2 separate regions of the Homo sapiens genome follow, and region 2 is linked to region 1. A link is an interaction called in ENCODE POLR2A ChIA-PET data of the cell type or tissue named here. Cell type or tissue: endothelial cell of umbilical vein. All regions are shown on one strand.

What was found. Peaks named below come from ENCODE experiments on the same cell type or tissue, not always from the same donor. Only the 100,000 strongest peaks of a DNase experiment are listed, where the experiment ranks them.
Region 2: POLR2A ChIA-PET joins it to region 1 with 13 read pairs; 1 of 35 experiments calls an interaction of 5 or more read pairs at or near these places.

Annotation. Positions count from the first base shown.
Region 1 is chr1:97,820,044-97,825,043 of GRCh38, forward strand. The region is part of intron 3 of DPYD (dihydropyrimidine dehydrogenase); the gene reads right to left. Among named protein-coding and RNA genes, the nearest start is that of DPYD-AS2, 26 kb to the left of the region's middle. In endothelial cell of umbilical vein, a CTCF peak has its summit at 621 (motif pointing left); a DNase peak (open chromatin) is centred at 588.
Region 2 is chr1:97,275,420-97,280,419 of GRCh38, forward strand. The region is part of intron 18 of DPYD (dihydropyrimidine dehydrogenase); the gene reads right to left. The region is part of intron 2 of DPYD-AS1 (DPYD antisense RNA 1); the gene reads left to right. Among named protein-coding and RNA genes, the nearest start is that of DPYD-AS1, 180 kb to the left of the region's middle. In endothelial cell of umbilical vein, no CTCF peak of the experiment used is centred here; a DNase peak (open chromatin) is centred at 2,712; H3K27ac peaks cover 1,635 bases.

The DNA of each region.
Region 1 (5,000 bases):
GGTTCATGGTTTACTAATCACAGCTTCCTCGGAGTCATGGTTCATGTAGAAGTATCAGTTAAAGTATCAGTGTAATTCAACCATTATATTTAGCAACAGATGCAATATTAACATAACCCAAATCATAAACAGCTAAAATAATACCTAGGTTCCAGTAGTAACACAACCCTTAGGTCAGATGGTAGTCAACACCAGTACTACTGAATACTAACAGAGGAGTGAAATTAAAGACATACATTAGGCTAATACACACAGACGGGACATACCTGAAAAGCTGAAAAACTACCTCTTTTAAATGTCTTGGTATCTCTTTTCGGACCTCAGCCTTTCAATAAAAAGTTAGATTGCTATTTATATTGCTTCCACCTCTAAAAGTCCTTGAGTTGAAGGTAAAGAAACAATGACATTAAAGCAATTTTAACCTTTTGACTCAAATAATATTTAGAAATGTTAGACCTCTTAAAAGCTACTTTCCAAGTTTACATGGCTATACTTTTATATTTAACTCTGTATAAATGGCTGTTTATGATGCACCTACAAATAGTATACACACACCAGTAAAAAAGCCAGCACAGATAAACTGTGCAACTCAACATCACCATCTAGTGACAAAATTCTTAACACGTGATAAAGCCAAGCGAAAAAGAATACATTTCAGAGACATTCTGTACTGGTAGTTCATCTTTATAGTACTAATGTAAATATAACAGATCTCACTGAATAGACTTCGCTCTGCAAATAAAACAATGCCTAATGGCAATGTTGGCACTCCAAAAATAATTTGTATTCTTGCCATAGAGATATACTCATAAATCTATTAACAATCTATATTTTATGTGTATTAAGAAATACACTGTAAAAAACTCCCAATAGTATTTTTATTTTTTTTATTAATGAGTATATTCTATATGTACCTCTTCTTTTTCAGAATCTGACGTCACCTTTTCTCAAGTTATTCAATTCAAGTACCTTCCAATTGCATATATCTATTACCCATAGCCCTCTACTGCCTGTGAGACTGAAAAGGGACAAAAAGACAACACATTGGAGGCCGAGGAGGGCAGATCACCTGAGGTCAGGAGTTCGAGAGCAGCCTTACCAACATGGTGAAGCCCCATCTCTAATAAAAATACACAAATTAGCCAGGCATGGTGGCACATGCCTGTAATCCCAGCTACTTGGGAGGCTGAGGCAGGAGAATCTCTTCAACCTGGGAGGCGGAAGTTGCAGTGAGCCGAGACCGCAACAATGCACTCCAGCCTGGACAACAAGACTGAAACTCCACCTCAAAAAAAAAAAAAAAAAAATACAACACAATGTTAAAAGTGGCCCCATCCTTCCCTTTACTGTTCAGGATTTATCACAGGGGCTAAAATAGGTACAGAATATGATAGTAAAGAAATCAAATCCCTTTGGCATGATTACAGAGTTGAATCAACCAAGATAAAGAAAGAATATGATGAAAAGAAGTTGAGAATTTTACCTCTAAATTCATTATCATACTATAAACCAGAGATTTGACCTAGAGATGATGCACTTTTTTCCTGTCCTTAAAATGCTTTTTCTTTGATTATCATTTTCAGAAATGCTGTATAAGATTTCCACACCCATGGCACTACAATAGACTATGTAGAAGTTGGACAAGATATACAGCTTCTAGTATTCTATATGCTAAGACTGCAGTGAACTTCTCCATTGAATTCCATTATTTATACATTACACATGTAATTCTTGTAAGCACATACAACATTAAAAGGAAAAATGTATACAAACATTATATTTTATATCTTATTTTTATTAATTTTCATAAATTACAAAGCATTCTCTCCTCTATATCCTAGTTCCTCATATAAATCCTAGGAGATTTTAAATCCCATTTTACAAAAAAGTAAGAGTAAAATAATTAATTTACCTAAAATTACAGTTGGAGTCTCAAATCTGATTCTTACTATTGATTCCAGTATTTATTTCATATTTTTAGTTTTCTCCATTTTTCCTTCACTGTTTTTCTAATTATTCATAATATATTCCCATTACAGAAAATATAGAATGGAAAAGCATACGCCTCAAAAAATTATCTTTACGCCAACCAGCCAGATGTAATAGCCACATTTCATTCCTATTTTTTCTCTGCATTTTTTATATTCAGTTGAGATAATATTCTACAAGCAATTTTGTTTCTCTCTCTCTCTCTATATATATATACACACACACAGATTTATTTTAAATATATGTAAATCTGTGTATATATCTGTAAATATAAATATATTATATATCTGTATATATACACAGATTTTATATACTTTATAAATTTATAAATATTGTAAAATTCTAAATATGAATATATAAATAATATATATTTATATGTAATATATACATTTATATATATTTATGTTATATACATATAATTGCCTTGTCTATTGTCTTAATGGTAGACAATTAGTTCCTGTAAAATTTGTTCAGGGTTATATTCCATAATTTGAGTATCACATTCATATTATGCATAATTTCTATGGCTTCTGCATAATATATTCCTAGAAGGTAAATTAATACAAAAAAAAGTATGTTTGTTTTAAGTCTCTTAATACTTAGTGACACAATCCTTTCCTTAAATGCAGCAGTAATTTTCAATCCTCTGAGAATGTGAGAATGGCTGTCTCACCATTCCATCTCTAGCCATCTGTGAGAATGGCTGTCTCGCTATTCCATCTCTAGCACTCAAAAACTTCCCACCAAACTGCATTAGCAGCAATAAGCAAGAGATTGGTGTATTTTTTGTGAAATTTACACTTTTTGTTTGCCATTAGAGTTGAATATTTCCAAGGGTTACTTAATCATAGTTTGCCAATTATCTACTGAGTTCCCAATTTTTAAAATCTGTCATACATATGGCAATATAGTACATTGATGTCTTTTAATTTTGTGATTGTCCCCATTTGCATAAGTTTTTTAAAATAAGTTTGTTTTTAATTGGCACATAATAGTTGCACATATTTATTGGATACAGTGTGATGTTTCAATACATATTAGATTGTGTAATGATCAAATCAAGGTAATTAGCATATCTATTACCTCAAACACTTGTCTTTTTTTGTTTGTTTGTTTTGTTTTTTGTTTTTTGTTTTTTTTGAGACGGAGTCTCACTCTGTCACCCAGGCTGAAGGGCAGTGGCGTGATCTCTGCTGACTTCAAGCTCCACCTCCCCGGTTCATGCCATTCTCCTGCCTCAGCCTCCAAAATAGCTGGGACTACAGGCCCCCGCCACCATACCCGGCTAATTTTTTGCATATTTAGTAGAGACGGGGTTTCACCGTGTTAGCCAGGATAGTCTCCATCTCCTGTGACAACACTCCAAATTTTCTCACGTTATTTTAAAGTATACAATATATTACTGTTGACTATAGTCACCTTACTGTGCTATAGAACACCAACCTCTCCCCATTTCCACTCCACACTACTCTCCCAAGCTTCTGGTAACCACTATTCTACTCTCTACTTCTATGAGATGAACGTCTTTAAATTCCACATAAAAGTGAGATCATGCAGTGTTTGCCCTTCTGTGATTAGCTTATTTCACTTAACATTAACATTTTCTAGGTTGATCCATTTTCTTGCAAATGACGGAAGCTTTTTTTTTTATTATTGGAATCAAAGCTTAGTGATTTCTTCACCTACTTGTTAGCGTATCATCTCTTCCCCCATCTCAATCTCAAAAGTCACTTCTATATTCCACTGGACTTTGACTGTTTCATTTATTTCCCTTAGCTCTTTAAAAATGCATGAAATTTCCTTTGGGCCATGTGAAGTGAGACTACAAAGTCTTTTTTTTTTTTTTTTTTTTTTTGTCCAAACAGCAAAAACAAACAAGTAAACAAACAAACAAAAAAAACCTTTTATACCATTTACTGGGTGATTGAACATGTCCTGAACTACTTGGGGTACTTCATCATATAATAACTTCATCAGATCTTTATAGTATCTATTATCAATTACAGACACTATTTGTTTTAAATAACACGCAGAAGAACTTAAGAATTTCCATCTTCATTTTGAATACAATCACATTAAAAGATGTCAAATTCTTAGGGAGGTTTTGTTGTTAATTCTGTTGGGCTTTCTAGGTATAAATTATGTCTTTATAAAATAAGAGCTACCTTGTCTCCTCTATATCAAATTATACTTTTTAGTTTTGGTTTTACATCTATTACCAGGTTATGGATCTACCTTTTACTATTAGTTTTCTAAGAAAGTAAGTGTATCTATGTGTGATGTGTGTGAACATGGTTTAGCTTCACTCTGGCCTCTCCATTGTTGAGAACTCTGTTAAGTGAGAGGCAGTCAAGTGTCATATTAGCAACACAAAAACTTCCCTTTAGGGCAGCACAGAACAAACCACAGCCACTAACCACATATAAGTATTTAAATTTAAATTAATAAAAATTAAGTAAAATTAAACATTCGGTTCTTCAGTTACACTCATCGCATTTCAGGTACTCAGTGGCCATATGTGGCTGAGGGCTCTCACACTAAATGGCACAGATGGAGAACATTTCTCTCATCACAGAAAGGTCTGGGCAGCATTGGTCTAGATGTCTCTAAGAGCCACAGAAAAACGGCCAGGAATTCCATTCCCCTGTCCTTTTCTTCTTAGGCACATTATATTTCAGTCTAGTCTTACTCTGTTAGAGAAGGTTATTCAGAATTTTAAATCCCAAAATATGTTTTTTCTGGCACGTATTTTCCTAAGCCCTGTATTTTCGTAGACATCTGGCTGGACTCTCCTTCTTTCTTATCCCAATGCACTATTCTTGGAAATCATATGCCTTCCCTTGGCTACAACAAGTATCAAAATACTAACAAGTCTCAAATGCGCACATCAACTCTCAGTCTTTTCCTTGAGTTGTTGCATTGTATTTTCCCTCTGCCTATTGCACATTTACACGAGTTAACCTCAGCTATCTCACAGTCACCTGAAAACCCAAATCTTCACTAATCCTCTT
Region 2 (5,000 bases), 540 kb before region 1:
AGGATTCAGAGGGCAAGAGGTTCTACTCCCAATTTTGTCACTTTGCAGTGGTCTATTTGCCTTTGGGCAGATCTGTTCACCTTATTTTCCTTTACCTGTAAACTCTGCGTAATAGTAGTTACAAACATTTGTCATTCAGGGTTATTATGAGTATGTGAAAGTGGCTTTAGAAATTTTGAAATTTCTAAAAATTGAGGTGTTTGAATATATGTCATCTATTTCCTATAAGAATGCACACACCTTAAAGGGAGCAAGATTTAGATTCTAGAAGAGGTGGATAATAGTTTGCCAATTATTTATAAGCCTAAAACCTTGAAGATTAATTTATCTCAATCCTTCCTCTTTCCAGGAAATCTTCCTTCAGTTCTTTTCCATGATAAGTCAGCTTCCTGTTAGCTTCCTCTCTCCTTGAGGCATAGACATGTGCATAGCTATCTCACTGCACATGGCTTATCATGCCTTCTCCTGATCTTCTTCCTCTCAGCTTCTTTTGCTGGATCTTCTTACTCTTCCTGTTCATAAAATGCTAAAATAGCCATTGGACCTCTTTTTTTTCTTTATCTGTATGCATTTCTTAGTTTATCTCAACAGGTTCCACAACTTTTTATAACATGTTTATGGCATGAAGGTTCAATTTATGTATTCAGTTCTTTCTTCTCCTTGAACTTCAGGGTCAAATATCTAACTAGTTAATCTATATCTTCATTTGGATGTCTGATAAGATGTCTTAAGTTCAACATATCCAAAAAGAACTATTCTTTCCCAAGGCTGATGTCCAGAATGGTGTTTCCTAGGTTTTCTTCTAGGACTCTTAATGGTCTTATATTTAAATCTTATGACTAAGTTCTCAAAAGCAATTGCAACAACAACAAAAATTGACAAGTGTGACCTAAGTAAACTAAATAGCTTCAGCACAGCAAAAGAAATTACCAACAGCTTAAACAGAGAGCCTACAGAATGGGAGGAAATATTTGCAAACTATGCGTCCAACAAAAGTCTAATATCCAGAATCTATAAGAAACTTAAACAAGTCAACCAGCAAAACATAAATAACTCCATTAAAAAGCTGGCAAAAGACATGAACAGGCACTTCTCAAAAGAAGACATACAAGTGGGCAACAATGAAAAAATGAAAAAATGTTCAACATCATTAATCACCAGAGAAATGAAAATCAAAACCACAAAGGGTTACCATCTCACACCAGTCAGAATGGCTATTAAGAAGTCAACAAATGTGACACAGCAAGACTCTGTCTCAAAAAAAAAAAAAAAAAAGTCAACAAACAACAGATACTGGTGAGGTTGTGGAGAAAAGGGAATGCTTATACACTGTTGGTGAGAATGTAAATTAGTTCAGCCACTGTGGAAAGCAGTTTGGAGATTTCTCAAAGAACTTAAAACAGAACCAGCATTTAATGCAGCAATCTCATTACTGGGTATATATCCAAAGGGAAATAAATTGTTCTACCAAAAAGACACATGTGCTTGTATGTTCATCACAGCACTATTCACCATAGCAAAGACACGGAAACAACCCAGGTGCCCATCAATGGTGAACTGAATAAAGAAAATCTGGTACATACACACCATGGAATACTATGCAGCCATAAAAAAGAATAAGATCATGTCTTTTGAAGCAACCTGGATGCATCTGGAGGCCATTATCCTAAGTGAATTAACGCAGGAACAGAAAACCAAATACTGTATATTCTCGTTTATAAGTGGGAGCTAAACACTGGGTATACATGGACATATAGATGGGAACAACAGACACTTGGGACTACCAGAGAAAGGGAGGAAGGAAAGGAGGTAAGGGTTGAAAAACAACTCACTGGGTACTAAGCTCACTACCTGGGTGACAGGATCATTCATATCCCAAACCCCAGCATCACACAAATTACCCATGTAACAGACCTGCACGTGTACCCTTGAATCTAAAATGAGAGTTGAAATTAAAAAAAAAAAGAGAACACAAAAAACACAAAACAAACAAATAAACAAACAAACAAAATGCCCCTCAAATCAGAAATGAACTATTGATCCTCCTCCCTTACTCTTTTGCCATAAAGCTGTTCTCCAGAGTTTACTTAAAATGGCACTACTGTTTGTTCACATGCTCAGCCCAAACTATTTGAAGTTATTTATAATTCCCTTTCCTCTTGTATCACACATTCAACCCATCAGTTAATCCCATTGACCTTCTCTAAAACATATTCTGAACACAACATTCTCCCTCCTCCAATTCCTCCATTGCTACTACACTGGTCTAAACCACAACTGTCTCTTGCTTAGATTCCTGAATTAGCTTTAAAAATAATTGCCCTGTCCCCATTCTTATGCTGTATAGTCTGTCTGCTACACAACAGCCATGGTGCCCATTTATTTAGAAATTGAAATTAGATCATATAACTACCTTAACAATTAGAATAAATCCCAAAATCCATGCAGGGCCTACATGATCTCTGGTTAGTCCTCCAATCTCATTGTCAACTATTCACTCTCCTATTCAACTTACTTCACACCATGCATCCTTATTGCTGTTTCTGAGCATTCTACTATATTTAGCCCTTTGTCTTTGGGATTTCTGATCTATTTATTTAGTTTGTGATTGCCTAGTTCACCTTATGTGACTAACTCTGACTAATGTGCCAGTGTTAAGTGTTTACTGTCAATTCATCTCATGACTCAGTCTGTTCCAGGAAATGCAAAGATTAAAAAGAATTTCTCTTGATTGCAGCTTAATATTTTCCTTATTCTAAAATGTTTCTTTCTGTCTTGAGCAATACCTAACTACTAGTAACTACCAGAAATGTTAGTGAAAGTTTGCCTACTCAGGGGCTTCATCTCATAAGAAAGTACCAGAAAAGCCAAAAGTAATGCGCCAGTCTATAACAAATCTGTGTTTTTGATAATCTAATTTTTAAAAGTTACATTTACTTTCTGACTGCCCCTTATCACATTACAGTTCAGGGCAGAACAACCAGAAACTACAGAAAGTAAATGGACAGGGAAAGAGATGTGCCATTGTTGTTGATAATGTGCCGGCACATGACTAAGCTGTGATAGTTCAATGTTTCTTAATGTTCTTAACTCAATGCCTAGATTTAAAAAGTCACAGATCAGAGCTGCAATTATGCCAAATACCTGGTGGTTTTATTAAACCCCCAAACAGATTTCCTGTTGTTGCTCCCCTCTAAAAGTTTCAAAATATGCAGAGAAAAATGAGGACAGCCAAATGAGGATAATCTGATGTGTACAGTTGAAAATAAAGCATCATTTAGGAAGAAACAAAGTTTTCTGTTATGTAGTAATGATGCAAAGGGCTAGAGAAATCTATAACCCTGAATTCTGACAGTGCAGATAATAATCTGTTTTTCTTGCACAATGAAATTTACTATCAGTGTATGAATTTTAACTGTGTGTAGATATATATGCACACTCTAACACATATATACATAAATATATATTACACTCTTACTAAGACAATGGTATTTCGTAAAAATTTTTTTTTTCCCACAGCTCTTTGCAGACACTAAACTTGAGCTTCTGAATGGCAGAAATTGACTTTTAAAATATATGACTTCTTAAAAAAATTCAACTTTGATTCTAGATTCAGGTGACGGACATGCAGATTTGTTCCATGAGTATATTGCATGATGCTGAAGTCTGTGATATGAATGATCCTGTCACCCAGGTAGTGAGCATAGTGGTGAATCTGTAAGACATTAGATTCTGATATTACAATTTCCAAGGGATTGTTTTTGAAATTACATTAAGCATACCCCATACTTTGTTTAAACATGGCAGATTCCCCACACATATATGAGAAGTTTTGGAAGATGAAAAGCAGATTGTAAAATGATAACTGACTTAGTAGAAAAAAAAGAACATTCAACATGTAGAACTCCCAAAAAGGCAGCTAAAGACAGGGTACTGGAGAGCACAGTTCAAGCAGGGAGGCACAGTGGGTGAAATGTGAAGACTGTCTGAAGATGGTATATAGAGCCAATTGGACCCCAGTTTCCATCACAACCCTGTGCAATCAGGTTTCTAGTGGTCCACTGGAGACAGAGATTTGTTTGTTTGTTTGTTTGTTTGTTTGTTTACTTGAGATGGAGTCTGGCTCTGTAACTCAGGCTGGAGTGCAGTGGTGCGATCTTGGGTCACCGCAACCTCCGCCTCCGGAGTTCGAGCGATTCTCCTGCCTCAGCCTCCGAGTAGCTGGGACAACAGGTGTGCATGACCATGCCTGGCTAATTTTTGTATTTTTAGTAGAGATGGGGTTTCACCATGTTGGCCAAGCTGGTCTCAAACTCCTCACCTTAGGTGATCCGCCCACCTCAGCCTCCCAAGGTGTTAGGATTACAGGCGTGAGACAGAAATTTATTTTTATAGAAGTGTACTAGAGATACTCCAGATATCAAAACTAGTGGAAGGCTGTAATTGAGACAGGAAACTGAAAGCAAGGAAATGAAATGAAAGTCTGCATATTGAAAGCTGGGACTACCATTCATCCACTGATCCCTTTTTTACAGAAAGGCACATTGCTTTCATGACGGAGATCTGAGGATCCTTCTAAGAAATTGTTTATCCCCAGAGAAAAGACCTGAAGATACTCACATTTGTCAGCCACAGTAAAAGGAAGAGCTTACCACTCAATCTCCTCTGCAATAAAGCTCCCTAGCTGTTAAATTTCACTCACATACTCAAGGCTTCCAATCAACTTTTTAATATCTCACACTTAAAAACTAAATTGAGGATGTCTTGAATCTCCAGACATTTCAGAAGTCTTTTTTTTTACATGAACTAGAGAAACCAAAACAAATAATCAAAATAAATAAATGAATAATGAGGCAGAAGATATAGAGATTTATATACGCATTGAAGGGAAACTGTAAGAAAAAAACCAAACATAGCTAACATCTTCAGAGACAGTACAGAATGAACTGCATCCAAAAGATAATGCAATCAAGAAGAAACCACCAAAGAAAATGATATCA